Regions from separate parts of the Homo sapiens genome. Here region 1 is linked to region 2. Evidence: read pairs that join two places in POLR2A ChIA-PET (ENCODE). Cell type or tissue: B cell. All regions are shown on one strand. Each heading gives the region's core, and the rest is flanking DNA. Links, peaks and the distances in the headings are about the cores only.

Region 1 (15,698 bases), core at 3,579-11,578, 240 kb after region 2:
TACCCTTTCCTTGACGTGAAGGACGAGTTTACTCACCGCACACTGGCCACCGACGTCATGCGGCCCCGGCGGGGAGAGCCGCCACTGTCGGTGCTCACCCAGGACAGCATGACTGTCGAGGACGTGGAGACGCTCATCAAGGAGACCGACTACAACGGCTTCCCCGTGGTGGTCTCCAGAGACTCCGAGCGCCTCATTGGATTTGCCCAGAGGAGGGAACTGATTCTCGCAATAAGTGAGTAAAGAGAGGGAAGCTCACATTTTACCAAGAGCCGAATGGCATCCTTTGTACCCCTAACATTATCCAAGATTTTTGAGGTGATGTGCATTAAGCCAGGGGCTCTCAAGCTTTCACATGTCTCTGGGTCACCCAGGGGTCTGGCTCAAAAGCAGATTCTGATTGAGCAGGTCTTGGGTGGGATCCGATACTACATCCCTCACAAGTTCCCCATTAACGCCGATATTGCTGGTCCCCACGTCACACTGTAAGGAAAAAGGCTTTAAACCCAAGTCTTGGGTAGACATTCTTGGTTGCAAAGTGACTGCATGTTTGCAAGCAGCCCCCTGGCCCTGCTCCGCTGCTGCCTTTCAGCAATTGTTGGCTAAAGCTGAGAAGGAAGAGAGGCGACAGCCTGGAGTGGCCCGGGCTGAGCTGTCTCAGAGACTTTCAGGTGTACCAACCATCCGGCTGAGATCACGAGTTCTCTGCCCCAGACACCCCTTGCCACCACACAAGTCTTTTGCTTCACTTTGTGATATGATGTCAGATTCCACAGTTAGAGGCCCTTGTGGGTAAATGTGCAGACATCGCTGAAACCAATTGCGTGAGATGATTTTCCTCTTGTGTTTGAATGACAATCAGCTGCACTGAGGGGCAGGCTGTTGAGTTGGGGGAGGGGAGTATGGGATGATGCCCAGGTCAGGGTGTCCCAACGACAGGTGGATCAGAGAAGCAAGCCCATGGGCCCCATCAGCCGAGGGATGGCTCCAACAGAAGGGTAAACAGGAGGTAGGAGAATTCCTAAGACAGAGGGGCCTAGGGCTGCGGGCTGAGGGCCAGAGGTCTGGTTGTGAGTTGCTGGGACCCCAGGCAAGGAGAAGCTGTGAGCCTTGGAGGGGTAGAGTCCTGCTGGGCCTCAAGGTGGCAGGGGCAAGGACCAGCATAGCACATCCACGGGCACGCTCACCATCCTTGCTCTGTGATCTGTACAACATTCCAGCATCTCATGATAGACCAGGGCCCATGGCGTGGCTCCCATGTGCACACGACAGTTTTACTATATATCTTCTAGAGTATTCTTGAAGCTTGTCAATGGGACTTTCCCTGGTCTGATGTTGGAATGGCCCACTGTTAATACATCTCCACCAGGCAACTGCTTACTTCTCTCCCTGTCCTTTGTTTCCTGTTTCCAAGGCACCTCCCTTAAACCTCTTCCCAGTGTTACATAGCTTTAAAATATCTTTAAGGCATCTTCATCAAAGGCTTTATAACAATAAGTTGAGATAAGCTATCCTCTCCCATTTTAGCTTGACACTCAAACATTTTTACCTCCCCCAAAGTAAAAATTGATTTTGTATTTTAGACACCGTAGCAAGTTTGTGCTTAAGTGTTCGGCGATGCTTCTCCTTATTATAGGTCCTGTTGCTTAACGGGTAGGTAGGTGCCTTTGTGTAAATATTGCCTTATAAATAATGAGGTTTTTTTAAGGTTAAGTAGGATTGGGTTTGTTTAAAAATACTGTAATCAGCAGCCTTTAAAAATTTTTTCATTCCCTAGGATCTTTTAAGCAAAGGTTGAAATTTAAAAACTAAGGTAATAAATGTCACAGAATCTATTATCTATTGTATAGCTCCAGGCACACCTGCTAAGAGGCAGCTTACTAATTTTGCTGAAACCCATTACTGTAATCAAGTGGGAAGCAGTAATTGTCATCAACCAGTTAGAGAAGAAATTTAAGCTTACCAACCAAGTACTCTTCTCGAAGCTATGTTTGGAATGTCTGAAGAGGCACCACACGGTGTAAATACTACCTATATGCTTTCAATCAGACCGATAATAATATAGAAGGTGCTATTTACATGGTTTGTGCAGAGGGAAGGAGTGTTTTGCTCTGAGGAATCAGAAAAGCTGTTTTTCTGGCCTGTGGAAATAGAAGAGCCCCTGTACTCTGGTGGAGAAATACAGGTGCATGACCTGTATTTGAGGAATCTTGTGCCATTTTATGAGTATAGAAATATGACAGCATTTAGCTAGACACTATCCCATGCCAATTTCACTTCCTAGAGGAATTGGGAGCAAAGATTATAGACAGATCCAAGATAGTATGGATCAGAAAAGAAAGGTAAGTGAGGTAAATAAGGATTTTTCTTACATATCATGTTTAAAAATTGTAGCAACTGCTCACATGAAGCTGAAAATGTTTTGTTATGTTTTGGAATGCCAAAGCATGGCGTTATCTTTGTTAGAGAGCACGTCGTTAGCACCACCTAGGCAACGTGACTCTCTTCACCATCACATACTAGCACACGGGGCTGTATGCGACTCTTGCTCAAGTTCCTGGCAAATGGGCCTTTACCTCTCATTGCTCTGCAAATATGAGGACTCGCCTGTACTTAGCAGGGCTCAGGTGCTTCTTGTCTTGAGTTCTGCAGTTAAGTAGAGGTTCAAAGAGGACTCAGCGGGGAGTTGCAGAGATGATTAAAGGGTGGAAAGTTAGAGTTTCAGGGAAGAGTTAAGGAAACTCTCAGGTTTTTTTGGTCTGGTGGATGATTTATTAGGCTGGTACAAAAGTAGTTGCGGTTTTTGCCGTTACTTTCAATGGCAAGAACCGCAATTACTTTTGCACCAACCTAATGATTCTCCAGCATGTGGAAGACGCTTAGTTGCAGAAAGGGGTCTACATCCAGCACTGAACAAGAAGCTAAGTGTCAGGTCTGTCAGACAAGGGAGAAAGAGGTTTCTGCCCGGGAGGGCTGTTAGTTACTGGACTAGGTCATGGAGAATAGTGGTGTCATCTACACCTTTCTGTTGGGGATGTGTGTGTGTGTGTGTGTATATATATATATATATATATACACACACACACATAGAGGGACTTCTCCATGCTTTAGTAGACAGACAATAACTTGTAAAACAATCTGCTTTTTCTTCTGTATAATCTTTACTTTTTTATCATATCATCTTTGTACTACTTCTGTGGTTGCTTTCAATTTTCCATTTTAACCTATCTCATTAATTATATCTGTCTTATGGACGCATTTAAAAAAATTTTTTGAGACAGGGTCTCGCTGTTTCACCCAGGCTGGAGTGCAGTGGCGCGATCATAGCTCACTGCAGCCTCTACCCACTGGGCTCAAGCAGTCTTCCTGCTTCAGCCTCCGGAGAAGCTAGGACTACAGGCTTGCACCACCATGCCTGGCTAAGCATTTTTAATTAACAGGATGATAGACTATTACTTCCCTAAAAACACAGTTCAAGTGGGAGTACTCCTCCTCAGCACTGCTGACATTTGGGGCTTGATGATTCTCTGTGCTGGGGCTGTCTTGTGCACTCTTGGGTGCTGAGCAGCATCCCAGGGCTCCACCCACTGGATGTCAGCAGCACTTGCCCTCTCCTATTGTGATAACCAAAAATGTCTTTAGACATTGCCAAATGTCCCCTGAGGGTGGAGGCAGAATTGCTCCCAGTTGAGAACCATTGCTCTAAAGCCACTCAATAGCCTAATGAATATGTGATTATTTCCAATTTTGAAAAATTTCTTGGCCTATCACATAGTTTGTGAAATTTCTCTTACCCATACTTTATTATTTACCATCTCTACATCTGGCATATGAACATATTGCTTCTAGGAAATGGAATGTTGAGTAACCTTAGCAGGTGCTCATAAAATATACATTCCTTCATTTTTTTTTTTTTTTCACTAAGTCTTGCTCTGTTTCCCAGGCTGGAGTGCAGTGGCGACATCTCGGCTCACCCCAGCCTCCACCTCCCAGATTCAAGCAATTCTCCTGCCTCAGCCTCCCGAGTAGATGGGACTACAGGCGCATGCCACCAGGCGTGGCTAATTTTTGTATTTTTAGTAGGGACGGAGCTTCACCATGTTGGTCAGGCTGGTCTCGAACTCCTGATCTTAAGTGATCCGCCCACCTCAGCCTCCCAAAGTGCTGGGATTACAGGCATGAGCCACTGTGCCTGGCCTAAAATGTACATTCTTTTTTAAGAGCTGTGGCCACTGAGACTCATTCTAGTAGAATATATGACAAACCTCCTACATTAAAGACAGTTTTAAAAACAGTTTAACTATTTTTAAAACATTTAAAAATGAAGTTTATTACATTTTTTCAAAATGAAAGTAATACACACTCCAAATATTGGGGAAATCAGAAGAAAAAGGAAACATTTAAAAAGCCACCTACATTCTTATCACCAAAGAAGACATGATTGATATTTAGTGCATTTCCTTTTTGTCTTTTAGGTCTTTTAAAAAGATGCATTTTCGGTTGTATTGTTTTGGTTTCTTTTTCAACACAGACTCCCAAGTGTTCCTAGGGTCTGTGGGTCTCTTTTCTTGTAGCACTGGCTCATCCCCTGGGTGAGGAGTTAGTTGGTTTATCCTTTCACACAGGAAATATTTCTTAAGTGTCCACCATGTGCTGATACCATCCTAGAAGCTCAGAGTCCAGGGATGACAGCACACTGCCTCTGCCCTCTGTGAACTTACATGCAGGCATTTTGGTGTCTGATGATTTCTGGTCCAAACTGAGAGCAGATGTTTCACCCTGGTAGAGAATTGCAAAGAGCTTTCTTGCTGGTTGTTCTTCCATTCACAGGCTTTTGCCTGTTCTTAGCACCTCTACCCACAAAGTTTGAAGCCTCCTGTAAGTCTGTAATAGAGTTCCAAAGTGGCCTAGCAGAACCTTTCTGAGGAGAGTAGCAGTTGCCACTGTGGGAACAGCAAGGTGCATAGCTCAGGCTTCTGGCTCTGACCCTAGCTGATGCCTATATTTTTGCTTGGCAGTAAATACCTTGTGTGCTTTCCTTCCTGATGCCTCCTATGTGAGATAGGTTCAGTTTTATGTGGCAGGCAGAACCAGATACACTGACATTTAGTAGACCTACTCATCCGTTCATTCATATGTGCATTTGGCAAATATCTGTTTTGTGTCTACTGTGTGTTAGGCATTGTCCAGGCACTGGGAGTGCACTGGTGAGCAAGAGTTCATTGAGCTAGTGGCTGTTAGAATCAGGGCTTCTAACCCAATCAGTAGGTTCAAAGGAGATATAAGCATGTTATTTATTTTATTGTAGCAAGTGGATCGACCATTTATTAAATTGTATTTGGTTTTAGAAGGGGTTCAGCAAATCCATGTCATCAACTCTTGATTGGGGTTTGCAACTTGATCCAATCCTGACATTCACTCAGTGGTTGAAATTGATGGAAATCCTGTTAGTGGGACTTTAAGAGAATCGGCTGGTCTATGGGAATGAGCAAATAAGTGTGTGTTGCCAGTTGCCTCCCTGCCTTAGTGGGTAAGGACAGAATCATCTTGGTTTAGGAGAGAAGTACGTAGTATATATCGAACAGTCTACATTTGAAAACGCGTTGTGCCTCAGAGTCGTCTGGTATTTGTGGCAGAATCATACCCCATTTGATGTAACTTGATTTAACCTGACCCATGTAATGTGAAGGCATTTGCCCAGCAGGCCCTCTGTTCCTCTTTTAAACAGAGACCCTTTTTCAGACTCAGCCTGACCCCAGATGCTGCCAGTTTTCCATTAGAGTACTCTATTGCACTAAATGGCCTTAGAGGAGGCAGTTAGAATTTTATTTTTGAAAGAACAATATAGGTGAATAGTAGTCTTTGAGAAGGTAAGAAGTGTATTATGGGAACCAGGATCCATTTTAAAGCAAGCCTTGCTGTACATTTTCCCTAACCTTTTCCCATGAACCAAAAGAAAGATTAAAATTCCAACAGAAGGAAAATCGCCTTGGAGAAATATCTTGAGACCGATGGATTTATTTCATGTGTGGCTTAAAATAGCCTGGGTTTCTAGCACCGCGTTAAGCTGTATTTCTAATGAGTTCCTGTTACCCTACTTTTCTTCAGCTTTCTTTCACATGGCCTTTTCTATAGACAGAAATAGGCTAATTGCTACCATAACAGTTTTACTATCTTTCTTTGAGGGATCCACAAAATGGCCCATTTTTAAGACAGGAGATCCGAAGGGTTGAGGGGGGATGCAGCTTTTCTGGGGTTGTTTCTTTGGACCCAAGGGTCGCGTTTGGGATTGAGCTGCATTTCTGGGCTGTGAGCCTGGGCTGGCCGTATTGGTTTCTTGTTCCTCCCAGGATTCATAATGCCATTTGGGCCAGTTATAAGTTAGTTCGTAAAAAGAAAAACAATGTATTAAGGTCATCGGGCAGCTAAGTAAGTTTCTTGTCACCTCAAACTCCAGCCCATGATGAGGTGAAGGAGCGTAAGGAAAGCCAGAGTGGAGGGCCCTGGGCTGTTTGGGGTGCCCGGAGTCTGCGGTGAAGCAGTGAATGTCCCCAAAGGGGCCATCTGGGTCAGGCCCATCTTGCCAGACTTTGGCAACAAATGATCCGGTCACAGCAGGGGACCCTCACACAGCATTAGCTGCAGAGAGATGCCAATTCCACAGATGTTTGGCTAAAGCCCCTTATTAAGAATGTGTGGTTCATCCTCCAAACCCCTTTTCTGTGGGATTCTAGATGGTGTGTGTGAGTGTGGGGTGGGGAATTGCTCAGCAAGGGGTTTTTGTGTGGCTCATTGTTCCTGCTCACCCCATTCTAGAGAACGCCAGACAGAGGCAGGAGGGCATTGTGAGCAATTCCATCATGTACTTCACGGAGGAACCCCCCGAGCTGCCGGCCAACAGCCCACATCCCCTGAAGCTGCGGCGCATCCTGAACCTCAGCCCGTTTACAGTGACAGACCACACTCCGATGGAAACGGTGGTGGATATCTTCCGGAAACTGGGGCTTCGGCAGTGCCTGGTGACGCGGAGCGGGTGAGTAGCCGGACATGTGGCCAGAATGACCTAGGGAGAAAAAGATGAGTGAGACATGGTCTCAGCCCTGAAGAATGTGGAGGGCCATGGGGTGGAATAGTCCTTGACAGAGAATGGCAGTAAGCTGTGGTGAATGTGTTGAGGAGGAAATGTACAGGGAGCTTGGGACTGAGGGCTGGGCAGCCGTGCAGCCAGAGAAGGGGGTGGTCCAGGCTGGACTGCTGCCTGGGCTGAGGGAGGTTGAGTAAAAAGGGGTGGAGCCACAGGAGAAGGGCTTGGTGTTGCTTTTCTACCACCCCATGTGACACTTGGCTTAGGGAGGAGGTTCTGCTATAACGTGATGTATGCGGTCCTCAAAATCACAGCACTACGCAAAAAGTGCTCCATGCAAACCACAGGACTTGTGGGAAAAATGGGGTTAGGTACACAACAGTCAAAAACTTCATCAGTGATATATGACATAAAAGAGGTGGAAGCCTAATAAGAATGGTAGTACCGAGCCAGGTGCAGTGAGTGGCTCGTGCCTGTAATCTCAGCACTTCGGGAGGCTGAGGTGGAGGATCACTTGAGCCCAGGAGTTCGAGACCAGCCTGGGTCGCAAGACCCTATCTCTACAGATAAATTTTTATAAAATCAGCCAAGTGTGCCCATAGTCCCAGCTACTTGGGAGGCTGAGACAGGAGCATCACTTGAGCCCAGGCTTCCAAGGCTGCAGTGGCCCAGGATTGCACCACTGCACTCCAGCCTTGGCAGCAGAATGAGACCCTGTCTTGTAAAAAGAATAGTGGTAGTACCATGTTACACATTAGTTAAATGGTTAAGAAATACAGGGATACAACAGAAATATGTCACTTCATCTTAAAAAGGCCTGAAGTTGGCTGTGGGGTGGGTTTCACAAGCTGTGCCACTTCCGAATTACCGGGAAGGGGTGGAAGGAGGGGAGCCTGAACTCAAGGGGAAGTGGTCACAGCAGGTGTGGATGGGCATGGCTCTTCACGCATGCATGAACTGAGGTCGCTTGTGGATGTTTGGGGGCCGGGCATGTGCATTTTGTGTATGCCGATCCCACTGGGTTCAGCTGGGTACAGTTTCCTGCATTTGCCTAGAGCTTCTCATGGATGAAATCACACATAAGCAAAGGTAAAATTCATATTATGCTCAGATTGTTCCTGATATATCAATTTGTTTGAAACAACTTTGTTTTCGAAACAAACATGATTGGAGAATGGAGAGATTTGATGGCCCCATGGCATTGTCCCTGCTGCCACTTTTGTTTTGTGTTGTCACAAATCAGGAAACCAACAATGCAAAGATCGAGGGTCCACTGTAGTAGCACCAGAGAAGCAGTTCCTTAAAGGTCATTCCTTGGCCTCTGAGTGTCACAAGTTCCATGGTGTCAGAAGCTTGTGTAAGGGAAGGGGTCGGCTTGGTCAGGGTAGCCTGGAACCTAGGGTTATCTGCCCATTTTATTCCTTTATGGGCTGGGAGTAGGAGGCGGGGAATGGGTTCTGGAGACATTGGTACCTAATAAAGTTTAGGCCTTTATAGACTCCAGAGGCTCAACTATCTAATATAGCTTATATTTCCAGAGCCAGCACACTCTAGTTTAACACAGCAGTTCTCAACTGGGATGATTTTACCTCCCAGAGACATTGGGCAATGTCTGGAGACAATTTGGGGTGTCATGACTGGAGGGAGGGATGCTATTGGCATCTAGTGAGTAGAGGTCAGGGGCGCTGCTAAACATCCTGCAGTGAACAGGACAGCTCCACAACAAAACATCTGGCCCAAAATGTCACTAGTCGTGCAGTTGAGTGACCTTGGACTGGATGTGCCTGTATAGCCAAATGAGCAATCCTATTCATTCCACTTTCTTCCTGCTGTCCTGGTAGCAAGCACACAGGGGGACAGGCTTTGCAATTTGCAGATTTACCCAGAGAACTCCTGGCCAGCAGAGTGAGCATCCTCCTTAGCTCTGACTACAGACAGAGCAGTGTCTTGCATGTGGGAGGTGCAATCAATAGGGAAAAATAAATGAGTCCTTGTGTTTGACAAGGCTAGGGATCATTTCTGCTGATGAATTTTAAAGGAGCTCAAGTGGTTTTTCAAACTTGAGTGTGGATCAAAATACCCTGGAGGATTAAACCTCCAGGTTAAATCCAGATTTCTGGGCCCTGCCACAGAGGTACTGATCCCTGGAAGTCTAGGGTGAGGCCCAAGAATATTCTTTCCTAACAAGCTCCCAGGTGATGCTGCAACTGCCGGTCTGGGGACCCCACCTTGAGAACCACTGAAGTCGATTTATGCACTTGAGTTTCCAGTACTCTTGGTATAAACACCACTGTGATTGCCCATGCTGTCTCAAGTGTGTAGCAGTTTCTCCTTTCCTTTAAAACAATAATCCAAAGTCAATTATCGTTGGAATTTCAGCTCAGGCAGGAAACTCTGCCCTTAATGCCCGCTCACACCTCATAGAGCCCCATGAGGTCTTCCTGTGAAGATCTGGGTGCCGAAATTGGCTCTGAATGTGCTTCAAGAAAGCAAAATCGCACTCTCTCTCGCTCTACATCTTTTACACAAACACAGATGCTGCTGCGTTAGTGCTGGCAAGGGATGCTTGTCTGCGGGGCCTTTCATCTCCTTGGGCTTCTTGCCAGGGCAGGCACGTCTCTGGCCAGCTCTCATGTTTGATGTGCTCGCCCACCCTGTACCTTCCCTGCTCGGGATGGCCACGAGCCTGAGCTCCACCGCTGGCCTGGATCACCTGCAGCATTTCTCAGGCCTGGGGTTCAAGGGGCATCATAAAACTGGACCAGGAATCGGAATGCCGCAATCTAGGAAGCCTCCAGTTGCTAAGAGTGAATTTGGGTGAGATTTTCCCTATGAAAGTTCTAGAAAGGAAAAGTGAGTAAGGGAGATGGTGTCAGATTTTCCCCAAGCCCTGCTAGGTGGTCCACAGGGGCCTGGACAGGATAGCTTTCGCAGAAGAGCCCAGCTGCTCGAATTTGAATTATGTCCTTGGTCATAGATCTGGCCATTTATAATTCGCTGAATTCGCTTCAACTGCTACTCAAAGGGGCTGGAAGTTCAAACACTTGATTTAAATCAAATAGGACATTTCATGCCACTAACGAAGCCTGCTGGATTTGATGTTACCTCCTTCTGGGTTGATGTTCAGCTTTCTTCTTTTGTGATAATTACCATCGCGGGCCAGGGCACAATTTATGCACGAACCCAAGGCAGCTCCTGAATTCATATTTCCCTAGTGCTGTTATAATCAACTTAACTTTTAGACATTACAGTCACAGAGCTTTAAAAGGAGGTTTTCAGAACTGCAAATGCTTGATCTTTTGATACTGTCTCCAGGGTGAAGACAAGGAAACAAAAACCAGGATTTATAGATATGGGAGGGTTCCGTGTGTGTGTGTGTGTGTGTGTGTGTGTGTGTGTGTGTGTATGTGAGTGTGTGTGTGTTATAGTTATCATCACTTTGCAAACACTAACAAGTCTTATTTTTTTCAAAGCAACATTGGTTTAATCAACATTATATTGAGCATCTATTTTAGCTGGGAACTGTAGGGGGCACAAAAAGTGTTTAAAAAAAAAAAAGCCAAGGAGCTTGTTATCTACTAAAGAACATGGACATAATCCAGTTTAAGTGGTGCTACCCAAGGCAGGCGCTCCGGGGGGACTGTTCTGTTTTTTCTTTTTTAATTTAATTTAATTTAAAGTTCCGGGATACATGTGCAGGAAGTGCAGTCTTGCTACATAGGTAAACGTGTGCCATGGTGGTTTCCTGCACCTACCAACCCATCACCTAGGTAGGTAGCCCCATATGCATTAGCTATTTATCCTGATGCTCTCCCTCCCCACATCCACGACAGGCCCCAGTATGTGCTGTTCCTCTCCCTGTGTCCATGTGTTCTCATTGTTCAGCTCCCACTTGTAAGTGAGAACATACAGTGTTTGGTTTTCTGTTCCTGTGTTATTTTGCTCAGGATAATGGCTTCCAGCTCCATCCATGTCCCTGCAAAGGACATGATCTCATTCCTTTTTATGGCTGCATCGTATTCCATGGTATATATGTGCCACATTTTCTTTATCCAGTCTATCACTGATGAGCATTTGGGTTGGTTCCATGTCTTTGCTATTGTGAATGGTGCTGCAGCGAACATACGTGTGTATGTATTTTTATAATAGAGTGATTTATATTCCTTTGGGTATATACTCAGTAATGGGATTGCTGGGTCAAATGGTATTTCTGGTTCTAGGTCTTTGGGGAATCGCCACACTGTCCTCCATAATGGTTGAACTAATTTACATTCCCACCAACAGTGTAAAAGCATTCCTGTTTCTCCACACTCTTGCTCCACACCAGCATCTGTTGTTTCTTGACTTTAATAATTGCCATTCTGACTGATGTGAGATGGCATCTCATTGTGGGTTTGATTTGCATTTCCCTAATGATCAGTGATGTGGAGCTTTTTCTCATATGTTTGTTGGCTATATAAATGTCTTCTTTTGAGAAGTGTCTGTTCATGTCCTTTGCCCACTTTTTGATGGGGTTGTTTTTTTCTTGTAAATTTGTTTAAGTTCCTTGTAGATTCTGCATATTAGACCTCTGTCAGATGGATAGATTGCAAAATTTCTCCCATTCTGTAGGTTGTCCGTTCACTCTGATGATAGTTTCTTTTGCTGTGCAGAAGCTCTTTAGTTTAATTAGATCCCATTTGTCAACTTTTGCTTTTGTTGCAATTGCTTTTGAGGTTTTCGTTATGAAATCTTTGCCCATGACTATGTCCTGAATGGTATTGCCTAGATTTTTTTTCTAGGCTTTTTATCGTTTTGGGTTTTACATTTAAATCTTTAATCTATCTTGAGTTAATTTTTGTGTAAGGTATAAGGAAGGGGTTCAGTTTCAATTTTCTGCATATAGCTAACCAATTCTCCCAGCATCATTTATTAAATAGGGAGTCCTTTCCCCATTGATTGTTAGCTTTGTCAAAGATCAGGTGGTTGTAGATATGTGGTCTTATTTTTGAGATCTCTATTCTGTTCCATTGATCTATGTACCAGTACTGTACTGTTTTGGATACTGTGGCCATGTAGTATAGTTTGAAGTTGGGTGGCATGATGCCTCCAGCTTTGTTCTTTTTGCTTAGGATTTTCTGGGCTATATGGACTCTCCACCTCAAAACAACAGAATATACATTCTTCTTGGCGCCACATGACACTTACTCTAAAATCAATCACATAATTGGAAGTGAAACACTCCTCAGCAAATGCAAAACAACTGAAATCATAACAAGCGGTCTCTCAGACCACAGTGCAATCAGATTAGAACTCAAGATTAAGAAACTCACTCAAAACCACCACACAACTACATGGAAATTGAACAACCTGCTCCTGAATGACTCCTGGGTAAATAATAAAATTAAGGCAGAACTCAAGAAATTCTTTGAAACCAATGAGAACAAAGAGACAACATACCAGAATCTCTTGGACACAGCTACAGCAGTGTTAAGAGGGAAATTTATAGCACTAAATGCCCATATCAAAAAGCTAGAAAGATCTCAAGTCAACACCCTAACATCATAACTAAAAGAACTAGAGAACCAAGAGCAGACAAACCCCAAAGCTAGCAGAAGACAAGAAATAAGCAAGATCAGAGCAGAACTGAAGGAGACAGAGATACAAAAAACCCTTCGAAAAATCAACAAACCCAACAAATCCAGGAGTTGTTTTTTTGAAAAAATTAATAAAATAGACTGCTAGCTAGAGTAATAAAGAAGAAAAGAGAGAAGAATCGAATAGACACAACAAAAAATGATACAGGGGATATCATCACTGACCCCACAGGAATACAAACAACCATCAGAGAATACTGTATCACCTCTATGTAAATAAACTAGAAAATCTAGAAGAAATAGATAAATTCCTGGATGCATACACCCTCCCAAGACTGAACCAGGAAGAAGTTGAACCCCTGAATAGACCAAGTTCTGAAATTGAGGCAGTAATAAATAGCCTACCAACCAAAAAAATCCCAGGACCAGACAGATTTACAGCTGAATTCTTTGTACCAGAGGTACAAAGAGGAACTGGTACCATTTCTTCAGAAACTATTCCAAACAATTGAAAAGGAGGGACTCCTCCCGAACTCATTTTATGAGGCCAGCATCATCCTGATACCAAAACCTGGCAGAGATACAACAAAAAAAGAAAACTTCAGGCCAATATCCCTAATGAACATTGATGCAAAAATCCTCAATAAAAAAAAATAATGGCAAACTGAACCCGGCAGCATATCAAAAGGCTTATTCACCACGATCAAGTCAGCTTCATCCCTGGGGTGCAAGGCTGGTTCAACATACACAAATCAATAAACGTAATTCATCACACAAGCAGAATGAAAGACAAAAACCACATGGTTATCTCAATAGATGCAGAAAAGGCCTTCGATAAAAATAACATCCCTTCATGTTAAAAACTCTCAATAAACTAGGTATTGATGGAACATACCTCAAAATAATAAGAGCCATTTATGACAAACCCACAGCCAATATCATACTGAGTGGGCAAAACCTGGAAGCATTCCCCTTGAAAACCAGCACAAAACAAAGATGCTCTCTCTCACCATTCCTATTTAACATATTGTACAATTCACCCATTTAAAATGCATGATTCAGTGGTTTTTAGTAGAAAATGGGTTGTGCATTAATCACCACAATTTTAGATCATTTTCATCACCCCAAAAAGAAACCCCACACCCCTTAGCTGTTACCTCCTATACCACAGTCCTTGGCAACCACTACTCTATATTTTCTGTCTCTGTGGACTTGCCTATTCTGGACATTTCATGTCAATACAGTCATGCACTATGTGGCCTTTTGTATTTGGCTTCTTTCACTGAGCATCATGTTTTCAAGGTTCGTCCACACTGAAGATGTGTCTGTACTTCTTTCCTTGTTAGGGCTGAATCATCTTGCATTGTGTGGATAGACCACATTTTGCTGATCAATTCATTAGTTGATGGACATTTGGTTTCCCTTTTTTTCTTTTTTTTAAATTATTTTTAATTTTTGTGGGTACATAGGAGTATATATTTATGGGTATATGGTATATTTTGATACAGGCATGTAATGCATAATAATCATATCAGGGTAAATGGGGTCTCCCAGCACCTCAAGCATTTATCCTTCGGGTTACAAACATTCCAATTCTTTTAGTTATTTTTAAATGTACAGTTAAATTATTGATTGTAGTCACCCTGTTGCACTATCAAATACTAGATCGTATTCATTCTTTTAAACTATTTTTTGTACCCATTAACCATCCTCCATCCCCTCCTCCCCCCTCCCCCATTCCCCTTAGTTTTCAAATGAGGAGGTGAGACTCTAAGAAGCAAAACACTGCTCAGGGTTAAAGGGAATTGGTTGCAGAGCCAGTCCCATCTGGATTCTTCCAGGTCTCCTATCTCCTGAGGCACAATCAGCTGCCAGGTACCGGGAGGACCTTTGATGGAGAACCCTGCCAGCCGACCCTGACCCTTGAGGACATCAATCCCCTCCGTACAGCACCCTCTGGGACCAACGACAGTGGGGAGTAGACCTGGGCGTGATGGGAAGATATGTGGCAGCATCCTTAAGTATCCAGATTCCTGGAATGGCTGCATTTTGGGATACCTGTTCAGTAAAATACAGAGGATATGGGGCCAGGTAACGGGATTCCTGTGTCCCATGCTGACGGTGTATTATAGATTCACCCACAGAGGTCTATTTGTGTCTGAAAGCTTCTGGCTGGGAGTAATAGTCAAAGTGTTTAAGAGCTGGTGCCAGATAATGAACTGATTTGTTATGAATTGTGGGGAGTTCACTGCAGTTCTATAAGGTATGAGGTTGGCAGGGTACATCCCAGGGTGTCTAGCTCAGTGGCTATAAACCAACCGGTGTAGAACTATTTTAGTACTTTTTAATCTGGATGGTGGTTCTCAACCAGGGGCTATCTTGTCCCCCCTCCACAGGAGACATTTGGCATTGTCTGGAGACATTTTGGTTGCCATAATGGGGGATGGGGATGCTGCTGCATCTAGTGGGTAGAGGCCCAGGATGCTGCTGTATGTTCTACAGTGCACAGAATGGCCTATCTGCAACAAATAATTAGCCAACCTAAATGTCACTAGTGCCAAGGTGGAGAAACCCTGCGTAAAGCCTTCCCAGGTGGAGGGCTGGATGGGTGGAAGGAGTCCTATTGGCCCAGCTTGCATTTTGCTGCTACCGCATGGGAGGGGGCCTCACTGGGGATTCCTATCTGCCTGTAAATAGAGGCCCTTCCCAGTAACAAAGCCGCCTTTCCTAGCTGTCACTGCTTTCTTGAAATTAATTAGAATTATCAGAGCTAGAACAAAATTTCCTGACTCTGGGAGGAAACCTTGTTTAAAAACATTTATTTAAATTTTTGTGGGTACATAGTAGATGTGTATATTTATGGAACACATGAGATTTTTAAAATATATATATATATATATTTTATTATACTTTAAGTTCTAGGGTACATGTGCACAACGTGCAGGTTTGTTACATATGTATACATGTGCCATGTTGGTGTGCTGCACCCATTAACTCATCATTTACATTAGGTATATCTCCTAATGCTATCCCTCCCC
Region 2 (15,698 bases), core at 2,434-10,433:
AAAGCAACACCCAATTATTATCTCACAGCTTCTATGGATCAGGAGTTTAGGCACAGCTTCTGCTTCACATTGTCTCACATAGCTGCAGTCAAAATGCCAAGCTGCTCTGTGGTCTCATCTGAAGGCTCAGAGGGGGAGAATCCACTCCATTGCTTGCACACATTGTTGCTGGCAGGATTTATTCACTTAGTTCCTCGCAAGCGATGGAACAGATTCTTGTTTCTTGCCATACAGGGATCTCCACAGAACTTCTCCCAGCATGGCAGCTGGCTTCACCAGAGCAGTAAGAGAGATGGCCAGAGAGAGTGCTGGCAAGGAGGAGAGTACTAACAAGAAGGAAGGGACAGGGTCTCACTGTGTCATGGGTCACTGCAGCCTCAATCTCCCAGGGCTCAAGCAATCCTCCCAGCTCAGCCTCCCAAAGAGCTGAGACTACAGGCCCATAGAACCATGCCCAGCTAATTAAAAAAATTTTGTGTGTGTGTGGAGACAGGGTCTCACTTTGTTGTCCATACTGGTCTTGAGCTCCTGGGCTCAAGCAATTCTGCCTCAGCTTCCCAAAGTGCTGGGATTATAGGCATAAGCCACTACACCTGGCCCGCAGTCATTTTGTAACCTAACCACAGAAGTCATCTCCCATCATTCTTGCTGCTTTCTATTCATTAGAAGTGAGTGGCTAAACCAGCCTGCGCTCGATGAGAAGGAATGAAGGATGTGAATGTGAGGAAGGTGAAGACCTCTGAGGGCCATGTCACAAGCTGCCTGCTACAATACCTACTCATGTTTCTAACCCATTCCTCTATTGAGTTGTTGGTATGCTTGATTTTTAAGAGCTCTTAATATATTATAGAGCCCTTTGTGCTCTCAGTTACAAATACTTTTCTTAATTTATCTTTTGTTTTGCACTTTGTTTATGGATCTTTTGTTATGCAGATTTAAGCGGGGTGGGGGGGCGGGTAAAGGTTACCTACTGTAAAATTTACCAATCTTTATTTTATTGCTTCTGGTATTTGAATCATAGTTTAAGTGTACAGTTGGCCCTCCATATCTGTGGGTTCCCCATCCATGCATGCAACCAACCATGGATCAAAAATATTTGAGGATGGATGTGGTGGTTCACGCCTGTAATCCCAGCACTTTGGAAGGCCAAGGCGGGCAGGTCACTTGAGGCCAGGAATTCGAGACCGGCCTGGCCAACATGGTGAAACCTCATCTCTACTAAAAATACAAAAATTAGCTGGGCATGGTGGCACACACCTATAATCCCAGCTGCTCAGGAGAATGAGGCAGGAGAATCCCTTGAACCTGGGAGGCAGAGGTTGTGGTGAACTGAGATCACACCACTGTACTCTAGCCTGGGTAACAGAGTGAAACTCTTGTCTCCAAAAAACAAAAATTGAAAAATAATTGCATCTATACTGAACATGTATAGACTTATTTTTCTTGTCATTATTTCCTGAAAAATACATTATAACAACTATTTACATAGCATTTACATTATATTAGGTATTATAAGTAATCTAGAGATGGTTTCATCTATACAGAAGGATGTGCCTAAGTTATATGTAAATATTACACCATTTTACATCAGGGATTTGACATCTGCAGATTTTGGTATCCAGGGGAGGTCCTGGAACAAATCCCCTACGGATACTGAGGGGTGACTGTTTTTTCCACTCTCATGTGATAAAGGTATTTCTTCATTTTTTTCCCCCATTACTTGAATGGTTTTGTTTTTACTGTATTCATTTGGAATTTGTCTTGACATACAGGATAAATCTTTTTTTTTTTTTTTTTTTTTTTTGAGACAGTCCCACTCTGTCACCCAGGCTGGAGTGCAGTGGCGCAATCTCAGCTCACTGCAACCTCTCTCTCCCGGGTTCAAGTGATTCTCCTGCCTCAGCCTCCCAAGTACCTGGGACTACAGGCGTGCACCACCATGCCTGGCTAATTTTTATGTTTTTGGTAGAGATAGGGTTTTGCCTTGTTGGCCAGGCTGGCCTCAAACTCCTAGCCTCAGGTGATCCACCCACCTCGGCCTCCCAAAGTGCTAGGATTACAGATGTGAGCCACTGAGATGCTATCTTCTTCATACACTAAATTTCCATAGATATTGGGCTAATTTCTGGACATTCTGTTTGACTCCTTTAGCGCTCTTTGTATATTCATGTACCCATAGTACAGTGTTTTAAGTTTTAGAGACTGTGTTAGGGTTCTCCAGAGAGACAGAACCAATAAAAGATATACATACCAACAGATATGTGGGAAGAGATTTATTAGGGGAATTGGCTCACATGGTTATACAGGCCGTCTGCAAGCTGGAGACCTTGGGATGTCAGTAGCGTGACTGCCCAAGATCAGAAGCTTCAGAACTAGGTTAAGCTGTAACTCTCAGTCCAAGACCAAAGGCTGACATAAGTGGGGTGGGGTGCTGATGTAAATCTCGGAGTCCAAAGGCCAGAAAACCTGCAGTTCTGATGTTTAAGGGCAGGGGAAGAAGGGTGTCCCACACAGGAGAGACAGAAGGAGAGAGACAGAGACAGAGAGACACAGAAACAATTTGTTTTTCCTCTGTCTTTTTTGTTCTGTTTGGGGCCCCAGCTGATTGGATGGTACCTGCCCACATAGATCTTTCCTACCCAGTCTGCTGACTCACACGCCAGTCTCTCTGGAAACATCTTCAAAGACACTCAGAAATAATGCTTTACCAACTCTCTATGTATTCCTCAGTGCAGTTGAGTTGACACCTAAAATTAGCTATCACAGAGACTTATTTTAAAATAATATGTATGTTATTTGGTATCTTATTCCCGCTCCACCCCTAGGATTTTCTTAATTATTTCTGCTTATTTTTCCATATAAATTTTGTAATCAACTTGTCTTGCTCCAGTCTGGGGGGAAAATCTCTTAATGTTTTTATTAGGATCGTGTCAAGTTTATATGTTAACTTAGGGATAATTTACTCATTTATAATATTGAGTCTCCTTATTGGAGAGCACGGTACATCTGGTACATGGTACATAGTATATCTTTTCCTTTGTTCAAGTTCAGTTTTGCACTTTGAGGAATGTTTAGAGCAGTTTTAGTTGCATGGGGTTGTTTCCAGTATGGTGCAATTATGAATAAAGCTACTATGTACGTTTGCATTTAGGTTTATGCATGAATGCAGGTTTCCATTTCTCTTGGTTAGGTGTCTTACAGTAGGATTGCTGGGGGGTATGTTAAATCTAATTCATTCTTAGACTTTTAACCCATGCAGAGTGATACTTTTTCCACTCAGCATTTATAGTTGTCAGGGAAGCATTAAATATTTCTTCTCTTTTGTTGTACTAATACAACAAGTAGTTTTGTTTTGTAACTTGTATTAGGAGCGTAGGTCTTGTTTATGCAAATGTAGGCAACTGCTCCCGGGGTCCCACGCAGCAGGTATGGCTTTCATGAGCTGTGGCTCAAGTTTCTCCCAGACTTGAAGGGTGGATTAACTAGCTCCCAGAGTAACTTCTAAGGCCCTTAGTTGATTACAACCCAAAATCATACTTAAGGCCAACTCCGGGGACAGATAACTCTAGCTCATTCACTCGCTGATGAATTCCTTCACCAAACATTAATGTCTTTCACATGAGAGATGCCACCAAGATCTGTGGCATAACATATTAAGAGACACACACCATCTACTGCGCATCCTGATTGCCCACAGCTCTTGTTTGAACACAGGTGTTTAAAAGGCCTCAATCAGGCTGGGCACCGGTGGCTCACGCCTGTAATCCTAGCCCTTTTGGAGACTGAGGCAGGTGGATTGCCTGGGCTCAGGAGTTCAAGACCAGCCTGGGCAACATGGCGAAACCCCGTCTCTACTAAAAATATGAAAAATTAGCTGGGCATGGTGGTGGGCACCTGTAATCCCAGCTACTGGGGAGGCTGAGGCAGGAGAATCACTTGAACCCGGGAGGCGGAGGCTGCAGTGAGCCGAGATCATGCCACTGCACTCCAGCCTAGGCGACAGAAAAAAAAAAAAGAAAAAGAAAATAAAAGAAATATACCATGTGTGCAGGTGCTCTCTGCTCTGACACAGAAGTGCTCCCTGAGATAAGCCCTCCAAAAGTTCTGGGATTACAGGCATAAGCCACTGCACCCGGCCTCCAACATGAATTTTCTAAGGACAATCTAGCTAATTAGATTTCTGCTTTTCCTTAGTTTACCTGCTACTCAGCTTGATTGGCATTGTAGGTAGAAAGAGCTGCAAGGCATTCTGGGATGTGAGTGGCCGCCCCACTGGGAAGAAACAAGAAGGCCCGGCCCCGGTAGAACAAGGACTGGGAGGTGTGGCTGAGGTCACAAAGGTTGGCTTCTGTTGAGCTAGCATAGTTCTGTGGGGTCACTCTCTTTACCCCACAAACCAGGCCTGCAACTGGGCCAGAAAAGGAGCCTCAGGAAAGAAGCCAGGGCAAGAAGCTCAGTCACTGCTATAGGGAGGCAAGATGAAGGCCATGAAATGGGCCTCCATGGCTGCCGGGCTGATTCCAGACCTTACTGGCAATGCATAGAGCTGCCACTCAGAGTCCCCCCGTACTGGAACTCATTTCCCATTTCACAGCAGCAGCCCTTGCTCTTCCTTAAGAAGCGTGACCCTTCATACCCTTGGCGGGAATTGGTATGAACATCACCCTCAGATCCGAAGCCATATGCATTAGGCTGTTCTTGCATTGCTACAAAGAAAATACCTGAGACTGGGTAGTTTATAAAGAAAAGAGGTTTAATTGGCTCATGGTTCTGCAGGCTGTACAGGAAAAATGGTGTCGGCATTTGCTTGGCTTCTGGGGAGGCCTCAGGGAGGTTTTATTCATAGCAGAAAGTGAAGGAGGAGCAGGCAGCTCACATGGTGAAAGCAGGAGCAAGCGAGAAAAAGAGTGTGGCGTGGGGGGCGGTGCACACACTTTTAAACCACCGGATCATATGTGAACTCAGAGCGACAGCTCACTCATCACCAAGGGGACGGCCCAAGCCATTCATAAGGGATCTGCCCCCATGATCTGAACTCCTCCCACCAGGCCCCACCTCCAATATTGGGGATTACATTTCCATAGGAGATTTGGGCAGGAACAAATATTGAAACTATATCACCAACTAAATATAGCTGGAGTTTTCAGTAAGTCTGAGTTGGGAATTTGCATTTCTGGCAAGTCCCCGGTGAATGCTGACACTCTTGGTGCAGGGACCAGCTGCTGGGAAACATTCCTAACGAGCGTCTTCCTGCTTCTACCTAAAGCGCACTCATTTTGAACACGTGGATGAATTATTAGTAATTTAAAAATTAACTCATCAGTGATTACTTTGCTATAAATATTTTATTTCAAGACTGCTACAAAGAAGGCATTACATTCTTGCTCCTTCCCATGTCTTAGTGTTCTGACAGCACTGGTTGTTTTCAATATCACCTCTTTACCTCCCACATTAATGACAGCATGTCAACATTTTCAGGCACGGGACAAACTGACTTCTCATAGGGTGTGATATTTGATTTTCAAGTGGGAAAATTGAGCATAAATTCACTCCTTCAAGGAAACTTTTTTTTTTTTTTCTGAGATAGTGTCTGTCACTCAGGCTGGAGTGCAGTGGTGCAATCCTGGTTCACTGCAACCTCTGCCCCCTGGGCTCAAGCAATCCTCCCACCTCAGCCTCCAGAGGAGCTGGGACCACAGGCGCACACCACAACGTCTGGCTAATTTTTTATATTGTTGCCCAGGCTGGTCTCGAACTCCTGAGCTTAAGCCTCGGCCTCCCAAAGTGCTGGGATTACAGGCCTTGTGGCACCTGGCCTCAAAGAAACTTTTTAATTGACACTTAATAGCAAGCAACAACAGATTACAATTAGGCCAGTCTGTGGCAGGAAAAACAAAGAAAGGGGAGAGGAGAGAAAGAAACTCAATTTCTGGAAGACAAGCAAAACAATTGCTTGTCTCCATTCTGCATTGGAAACATTCTCCATTGGAAACAGGGAGAGCAAACCAACAGTACTTGCTAATAGATTTGATGACGGGGGAGGGTAGAGGAAAGTATATCAGATCTTGTTTTCTTTTTTAAGAGACAATGAAGCAGAAGATATAAAAAGAAAAACAATTTTTTTGTTCCTTGTTCTGTTCTCGTAATTATTTTTGCAAGTTTTGTAAGTTCCTGTTTTTCCCTTCTGTGTGGCACGGCAAGGTCACAAGATATGTTTTAAGTTGCAAGGCCTGTCACTGTTTAACAAACTGCCTTTGTTCTGCTTCTGTAAGCTTGCTTGCCTGCCCTACAGGTTTTGTGCTATCAAACTGGCCAACCCCCTTCTGGATGCATGTATAAAAGTGAAGCCCTGTCTTTGTTCGGGGCTCAGCCTTTGGATGTTAATCTGCTGGGCCGGTGCGCACCTAATAAATCCTCCTGTCCCACCCATTGGTCTCTACTGTCCCTTAATTCCTGCAATAACAAGGTCTCACTTTGTTGCCCAAGCTGGAGTGCAGTGGCACAGTAATAGCTCACTGCACCCTCTACCTTGAGGGCCCAAGCATCCTCCCACCTCAGCCTCTGGAGTAGCTCGGGCTACAGCGTACACCACCACAGCTGGCTGATTTTTTGGTTTTTTGTAGAGACAGGGTTTCCCTTTGTTGCGCAGGCTGGTCCTGAACTGCTGGGCTAAAGTGATCCTCCTGCCTCAGCCTCCCAAAGTGCTGGGATTACAGGCGTGAGCCACTGCACCTGGCTGGAAACACTCTTAAAAAAGCTTGAGGTGGCCGGGCGTGGTGGCTCACACCTGTAATCCCAGCACTTTGGGAGGCCAAGGCGGGCAGATCATGAGGTCAGGAGATCAAGACCATCCTGGCTAACATGGTGAAACCCCGTCTCTACTAGAAATACAAAAAATAAGCTGGGCGTGGTGGCGGGCACCTGTAGTCCCAGCTACTCAGGAGGCTGAGGCAGGAGAATGGCAAGAACCCAGGAGGCAGAGCTTGCAGTGAGCCGAGATTGCACCACCGCACTCCAGCCTGGGCAACAGAGCGAGACCCCATCTCAAAAAAAAAAAAAAAAAAAAAAGTTTGAGGTTAGTGGTCCATTTTTATTTCTATTTTATTTTTTAATTGACAAATAATAATTGTACATATTCTTGGGGTGCATAGTGATATGTCAATACATAGAATGTACAGCAATCAGATCAGGGTGAGTAGTGTATCCGTAATCTCAAACATTTATCATTTCTTTGTGTTGAAAACATTCAATATCCTCCTTTTAGCTATATATTTCTAATTTTAATTTCATTTTCTAATTATTTTATTTATTTATTTATTTTAGAGACAGTGTCTCACTGTCGCCCAGGCTGAGTGCTGTGGCACAATCACAATTCATAGCAGCCTCAAATTCCTGGGCGCATGTAATCCTCCTGCCTCAGTCTCTTGAATTCAGCTATTCAAAACTATTTATTATTTTTAACTCTAGTCATCTAACAGTTGGTATAGAACACTAGAATTTATTTCTCCAATCTAGCTGTCATTTTGTATCCTTTAACGAAATTTAAATGGAAAGTTAGAGAAAACCAACTCAAACTAGCTTAAAAAATAAATCAGGCTGTCCAAGTAGTAGTTTCAGAAACAGGTGGTTCCACAGATCTGATATACTTTCCTGTACCCTCCCCCCATCGTCAAATCTATTAGCAAATACTGTTGGTTTTCTCTCCGTCAGGTAGCTTGGACCCATCCACTTCACCTAGCAAACCAAGCTTCCATCATTTCTCAGCAGAAAACCAAAATGAGATGGTTTCTCCACTTTCACTGTTGCCTTTCTGATTGGTCCATTTTTAAACAAATTCTACTTTACCAAAAGTCACTTTTCTTGAAAAGTCCGGGTATGAAGGAAAAGGTGTTGGTTTTGCAGCCAGTGTGTTGGCATAAAGCTGTGTGGTGATCAAAAGAAGGCCTCCAGTGGAAAGGAGAAATCCACCCATCCAGCCGCTGGACATGGCATTGCCGCATCCCCCCGGGGCTTGTTGGGTGGGAACTCTGAGCTTTAGAACCTCCACACGGTAATATGGGCAACGTAGGACACGGACGCTCAAGTAGTGAGTCCGGCCAGAAAAACCAGAGCTCCCCCAGCAATGTTGACACTTCTCTCCCAAGAACTTCCTCCTCGGCCCCAGCATCTCAGCCACATCAGTCCCAGGATGACCGCCACAAGCCCGAGAGAACCCACAGCCCCGGCCACGCACGTGAGGACACGAGCCACCTGGAGTTTGGCAGCCAGGTTCTTTGGGCTGGCACACACTGGCACCTGTGTCTCGAGTCACACATGCTTCCCAAAGGCCCAGCATGTACTTCTCACTCTCGAGTAAACCCGAGGAGAAAGTCGGCCACTGAGGCATGCACACACAGGCCACTGAGGCATGCACTTGGCAGGCCACTGAGGCATGCCAGGGAACAGACGCGGCCAGCCACAGAGGCCAAGAGCCCCACATTTTGAATCAGCCAGATCGCCCTGCTTTTCATCCTGCTCTCCAGGCCCAAGTTATTCTGGGGAAACTGTCTCTCGGTCACAACAGGACTGGCTCGTTAGATTGACATCTTGACGGATTCGCCGCAGTTCGTGCCAGCTGGTCTGCAACCATTAGTTCAGTCCTTTGTCAACCAACCAGAATGCAGCTGCTTATTAAATCGGGTTACTTGGTAACTGGGCTGCTATTGTTCACCCTTAACTAACGCAGATGAATACCTACCATCAAAATAGGCCCAATAGAAAACCTGCTGCCAATACAGAGCCAGGTGGGAGAACCAGCAGATTGAGACAGGTATGCAGGCTTGGGAGAATTCTTGCTGGTTATAAAAGGCATGCATTTTAGCAATTTTATTTCCAAAAGGTAAACAGTTTGGGATACGGAGTTATTAGACATTAGAGTCATCTATCACGGTTTGTTTTTTTTTTTCCTTTTCTTTTTTTCTTTGAGACAGAGTCTCGCTCTGTCACCCAGGCTGGATTGCAGTGGTGCCATCTCGGCTCACTGCAATCTCTGCCTCCTGGGTTCAAGCAACTCTCCCTGCCTCAGCCTCCCGAATAGCTTGGATTACAGGCACACACCACCACACCCGGCTATTTTTTGTATTTTTAATAGAGATTGGGTTCAGCCATGTTGGCCAGGCTGGTCTTGAACTTCTGACCTCAGGTGATCCGCCTGCCTCGGCCTCCCAAAGTGCTGGGATTACAGGCATGAGCCACTGCGCCTGGCCTGATCAAGTTTTTAAAAAGAGTATTTCTTCACTTTTAATTATTTTAAATTCTCTTTAGTATTGTCTCTTCCAGGGTTTGGTATCTGTATCTGGTTCCATCATTCCTAAACCTACCTTCAGAGAAAACATCTAATTAATTACCCACACCTTCCATTAAAACCAGAGATTGGGATCATTTTGAATTAGAAGAGACAGACCCTTATGATCCCACAATTGTGTTCCTTGGTTTTTATCCAAATGAGCTGAGAATTCACGTCCACAGAAAAACCTGCGCACAGATGATTATAGCAGCTTTACTCATAATTGCCAAAACTTGGAAGTAACAAAGATGTCCTTTGGTAGATGAGTGGATAAACAATGTGATACATTAAGACAATTGGATATTTTTCAGCACAAAAAGAAATGAGCTATCAAGCCATGACAAGACATGGAGGAACCCTAAATGCATATTTCCCAGTGAAAGAAGCCCATCTGAAAGGCTACGGACGGTAAGAGTTCAACAGTGTGACCCTCTGGAAACGGCAAAACTATGGAGACAGTAAAACAATCGGTGGTTTCCAGGGGCTAGAGAAGAAGGAAAGATGAAGAGGGGATTGCAGAGGATTTTTAGGGCAGTGAAACTATCTGTATGCTACCATAATGATGAACACATATCATTGTACGTTTGTCCAAATCCATAGAATGTACAACACCAAGGATGAACCCTAATGTCAACTATGGATTCTGGTGACGATGACATGTTGATGAAAGTGCCCTGAGGGATTGTTCACAGACCTACACCAGGAAAAGAAGTTTCTGCTCATGAATGCCACTCTGGCTCTCAACCTGTGCATGAGTGAGATCCCCACAGACGGGAGCTCACAGTTCTCTTTCTGCCCCCATTAACCTGGAAGGAATCTGGCCTCAAGAGGTGGGCAAGATTGGATCAGGCACCAGAGGCCTTGGCGGTCATTCTTGTCAGGCAGCCTTGCCAAGCTGGAGGCAGAGGCTGGTGACAGGTGGGACAGCAATTCCAAGGAGAGGTGGTGATGGCCCAAATCAGGGGCATGGCAGAGCCGTGGGGAGAGAGGAAGAGAGATGGAGGGGCAGCAGTGCCGGGATGTGGGGGTTACTGGGAAACAGAGGACAAGCAAATGCGGTGACCGGAGGGGACACCTGCACTTCTCCGTTGGGCAACTTCCCGTGCTCACGGAGGCCTCTCATGTTGTTCGTAAGCTACTGAGGCAGTGTGTGACGAGATGCTGAAACCTTGGCTGGTAAATGCACTTCAGGCCTTCAACTTCCTGGCTACTACAGCCGAGGTGGGGTTTGGGTAGCTGTGAGTAAGCCAGATGCGACGGACCGTGTAGTGATAGAGTCCTCACTGAAAGGTCCAGAAGAAATCCCATAAGGTCATCAAACCCAGGCTCTGAATGGAGTTCCACTAGGACACAGTGGGCCCGTGGATGGTAACTGTCACATCCACAAGGCTATTCCTTGTGGCACAATCTTCGTCATAGGATCATTGAAACAGCTGAACTTGGTGGGAAGAAATCGGGAAACAGCTTTTGTTTTCCTACCACTACCTTGCAAACACGATGTGGATGAACCTTGAAAACATGATGTCGAGTGAAAAAAGTCAGACACAAAAGGCCACAAATTGTACAATTCCATTTATATGAAATGTCCAGAGTAGAGAAATTCATAGAAACAGAAAGTAGATGAATGGTGGGCAGGGGCTGGGAAGAGGGGAATGGGGAGTGACTGCTCATGGGCACAGGGGTCGTTTTAGGAGGGACAAAAATGTTCTGAAATTGATGGTGACAATGGTCGCACAACCTTGTGAATGTACTAAAAACCACTGCATTGTATGCTTTACACAGGCGAGTTGTACAGTATGTGGATTATACCTCAGTAAAACTGGTATATATATATATATATATAAAGAGAGAAAGAGCGAGAGAGTTCCACATTAATTTCCGATAAGCACCCTTTGTAAACTAAAAAAACAAAAGACACTTCATTCAATGCTGTCTATCTTAAACGAACACTTAAATATATCTTTAACGATGAAGGATTAGTACAGTTTTTTCTAACCTTGGAGTGGTGGGGGCCATTTCAGGATCGCCTGTGGGGCCTTGTTCAAATCCACCCTCCCCCCAGCAAAGCACCCCCTTCACTGACCCTGGTCTTCCCACACTTGTGAATCACTACATTAGAAGAATTCCCTGAAAATAGGGAACCAGACTTGAAAACTTGTCATTACCAAAGTTACGTAAGATTGCTCTGGAAGTTCCTTTTTTTTTTTTTTTTTTTTTTTTTTTTGAGACGGAGTCTCAGTCTGTTGCCCAGGCTAGAATGCAATGGCGTGATCTTGGCTCACTGCAGCCTCTGCCTCCCAGGTTCAAGCGATTCTCCTGCCTCAGCCTCCTGAATAGCTGGGATTACAGGCGTACACCACCACGCCCAGCTAGATTGTTCTGGAAGTTCTAGCCAGGGTGCTGTAAGTCAGGAGACAGAGAAAAGAGGTATAATTATCCTAGAAGGGTGTGTGAATCTTTGTTCAGCTAAGTTGACCCTATACCTAAAAAAAGTCCAAGAAAAGTTATTACACTACAACAGAAAGTTCAATTATATAGCTGGATACTAAATACACAAACATCAACAATCTTTTCGTGTTCCTACACAATGAGCCAGTTTGAAATTAGAATTGAAACAGAGTACTTTCACACAAAAAAGCAATAAACTCCCAAATATCTAGCAATAAGCTTAATATGAAATGTGCAAGACCCTGTATGTTGCAAACTGCTCAACCTTAGTAAGAGCCAAAAGAAGCCATGGAGACATGTCCCCAGTCCCAGATGGGGAAATTAAATTTTGCAAAGTTGTTCCACCTTCTGAGATTAATTTGTTGGCTTAATGTGATGCTAAGCAAAATGTTTATGAAAATCGGCAAATGCAAAAAATGAGCAAAACCTGCATGTATTAAGATTGTTACAGTTTATTAAGTGTAAAGTTTATATCCAAAGAAAACCAGTGTAAACACATATCAATCTCTAGTTAGTGGCATACTTGCTGAAAACTTAGGGGGATGTGTACTGATGTCTGCAATTTACTATGAAATGTATGAAAGAATAAGATGGATTGATGGATGGATAGAGGGATGAACAAATGAATAGGTACATGAAAAAGACTATAGTAATCTGCCTCTTATCAGAGCAGAAAAATGAATAAAAAGAAAAAGGAAAATACAGTAGAATGTTAATGAGAGAATCTGGGTGGTATTTGAGTTGTTCGCTAAAATTTTTTCAACCTTGTTTAATATGGGAAAGTTTTTGGCTGGACACAGTGGCTCACGCCTGTAATCCCAACACTTTGGGAGGCTGAGGCGGGAGGATCGATGGAGCCCAGGAGTTCAAGACCAGCCTGGGCAACATAAGGAGACCTTGTTTCTACTAAAAATTTTTACAAAAATTAGTTGGATGTGGTGTTGCATGCCTGTGGTCCCAAATACTCAAGAAGCTGAGGGAGGAGGGTCTATTGAGCCCCGGAGTTAACGGCTGCAAGGAGCTATGATCACGCCACTTCACTCCAGCCTGAGTGAAAAAGTGAGACCCTGTCTCAAAAAAAAAAAAGGTTCATAATAAAATGGGAAAAATACAGAGCAAAGAACAACAAAAACCAAAATGCATATAAAAGAAGATTCCAGCTTGAAAAATATGAGCTGGATAAAGATGGGGTGGAAATGGGCTAAAATGTTAACTATGATGAAATTATAGGTGATTTTTATTTACTTGTTCATACTCCATGCATTGATTGAGCTTTTTCTTTCTTTTTAAAAACAATATCCAAGTACTACTTTTATTTTAATTTTTTTAAACAGGGTCTCACTCTGTCACCCAGGCTGGAGTGCAGTGGTGTGATCTCGGCTCACTATAGCCTCAGCCTCCCGAGTAGCTGAGACTACAGTCATGTGCCACCATGCCCGGCTAATAGTTTATTTTTTTTTTTGCAGAGATGGGGGTCTCACTTTGTTGTCCATGCTGGTCTCGAACTCCTGCTTAAGAGACCTTCCTGCCTTGGCCTCCCAAAGTGTTGGAATTACAGGTGTGAGCCATTGTCCCTGGATCAGGAGTTGCTTCTTATGGATGAGCAAAGAAAGTAGTTTCTTAAGACACAATCTCCTCCTGGTGAAGATGTTGTGAACATTATTGAAATGACAACAAAAGATTAGAATATTCCATAAACTTAGTTGATAAATTAGTGGGATTCTTCCATTTCTCCACCAGGTGACAGCATAAGCACGTCAAAATAGCAAAAATTGTCTCAGAACACAGTATTTGGTCTGACATTGAACATTACTGCTGTTAATTGACTAGGTGTTTATTTTGACATGTTACTTGCACAAAGGATTAGAATATTATGTCAACCTAGTTGATAAACCAGTAACAGGGCTTGAAAAGATTGACTCTACTTTTGAAAGAAGTTCTAATGTGAGTAAAATGCTATCAAAAAGCATCGCATGCTACAGAGAAATCTTTTGTGAAAGGTAGAGCCAATTGATGCAGCAAACTTCCTTGCTGTGTTATTTTAAGAAATTGCCATAGCCAACCCAGCCTTCAGCAATCACCACCCTGATCAGTCAGCAGCCAGCGACATAAAGGCAAGACCCTCCACCAGCAAAATGATTACAACTCACTAAATGCTCACATGATCCTTAGCATTTTTTAGCAATAAAGTGTTTTTTGTTTTTTGAGACTAGGTCTCACTCTCGCCCAGACTCCTGGAGTGCAGTGGCACTATCACGGCTCACTGAAGCCTCAACCACCCGGGCGCAAGCGATCCTCCCACCTCAGCCTCCAGAATAGTTGGGACTACAGGTGTGCACCACCACGCCTGGCTAATTTTTGTATTTTTTGTAGAGATGGGGTATTGCCATGTTGTCCAGGCTGGTCTTGAATTCCTGAGCTCAAGCAATCCTCCCGCCTAGGCCTCCCAAAGTGGCGGGATCACAGGCATGAGCCACCTCGCCCGGCCTGCAATATAGTAATTTTAATTTAGGATACTACATTTTTTTAAGGCATAATACTATTGCACACTGAAGACTACAATATAGAGTAAACATAATGTTTATATGCATTGGAAAACCAAAAAAAATATGCGACTCAGGTTATAGAGATATTTGCATTATTTTGGTGGTCTGGAACTGAACCTGCAATATATCCAAGGTATGTCTGTGGGTGTGTGTGTGTGTGTGTGTGTATGTGTGTGTGTGTGTGTGAGATGTTCATGGCAACATTTATTTTTAATAGAAAAGAAAAGAACTGGCCAGGCGTGGTGGCTCTCGCCTGTAATCCCAGCACTTTGGGAGGCCGAGGCAAGTGGATCACCTGAGGCCGGGAGTTCGAGACCAGCCTGAGCAACATGGAGAAACCCCATTTCTACTAAAATTACAAAATTAGCCGGATGTGGTGATGGGTGCCTGTAATCCCAGCTACTTGGGAGGCTGAGGCAGAAGAATTGCTTGAACCCAGGAGGTGGAGGTTGCGGTGAGCCTGAGATGGAGCCATTGCACTCTAGCCTGGGCAACGAGAGCAAAACTCTGTCTCAAAAAAAAAAAAAAAAAAAAAAGAAAAGAAATTAAAGCAACCAAGATATCTGAATATCTGAACAGGGTCAAAGGGTCAAACTACTAGATATTTGTATAAATGAAGAAACTTGATTTTAGGTAAACAAAGCAAGAATCAAGTATAAGAACCATGTCCAAGATTAGCACCTAAATAGCAGAAAAGCTGACTTTATACTGAGAGAACTATTATACCCTGATTTGTGTATCTCTCCTACCTAGGAACTCAGAATCTTGAGTCAATGGTAAAGTGAAATTATGGGTAATTTTTTCTTTCTTTGTACTTTTATGGATTCTTTGTTCTATACTGAGCATGTATGAATTTTTAATAAAAGTTATAAATAATGAACACATCTGGATTTTATAAATTACTCTACATTCATAAAGCATTCTTCTGCAAGGTGGCAGCATAAGCCCTTCCGAGTACAGTATTTGTCCTGAAATTGAACACTATTGCTGTTCATTGCTCAGTTGTTTATTTTGACATGTTACTTGCACAAGCAAATTATTCATTATATTGTTAATTTTTATGAAAGAATTACTATATATTTATTGCAAAGTTGGTATACAGAATAGGATAAAACTCTAAATCACCTGTTGTGGCACTACTCAGGTATAACCAAGATTAACACTCTGAAATTATCTTCATGTTCACAGATGTGTGCTGGAAACAGGAAATGACATGTTTTTAAAGCAAAATGTGCCACCCCATACAATTGTTTGCTTTTTAAAATTTAAAAAAAAAAAAGTTTGTGGCCGGGCACGGTGGCTCATGCCTGTAATCCCAACACTTTGGGAGGCCGAGGTGGGCAGATCACCTTAGGCCAGAAGTTCGAGACCAGCCTGGC

Evidence for each region. ChIA-PET counts read pairs that join two places held together with the same protein. Peaks named below come from ENCODE experiments on the same cell type or tissue, not always from the same donor. Only the 100,000 strongest peaks of a DNase experiment are listed, where the experiment ranks them.
Region 1: POLR2A ChIA-PET joins it to region 2 with 5 read pairs; 2 of 35 experiments call an interaction of 5 or more read pairs at or near these places.

What each region holds. Positions count from the first base shown.
Region 1 is chrX:10,213,845-10,229,542 of GRCh38, forward strand. It overlaps CLCN4 (chloride voltage-gated channel 4), which reads left to right. Exons shown (of 13, transcript NM_001830.4): 11 at 1-235; 12 at 6,817-7,033. Among named protein-coding and RNA genes, the nearest start is that of CLCN4, 65 kb to the left of the region's middle. In B cell, for the core only: no CTCF peak of the experiment used is centred there; a DNase peak (open chromatin) is centred at 7,977.
Region 2 is chrX:9,975,448-9,991,145 of GRCh38, forward strand. No RefSeq gene overlaps it. Among named protein-coding and RNA genes, the nearest start is that of CLDN34, 16 kb to the left of the region's middle. In B cell, for the core only: no CTCF peak of the experiment used is centred there; a DNase peak (open chromatin) is centred at 6,234; H3K4me3 peaks cover 377 bases; H3K27ac peaks cover 1,625 bases.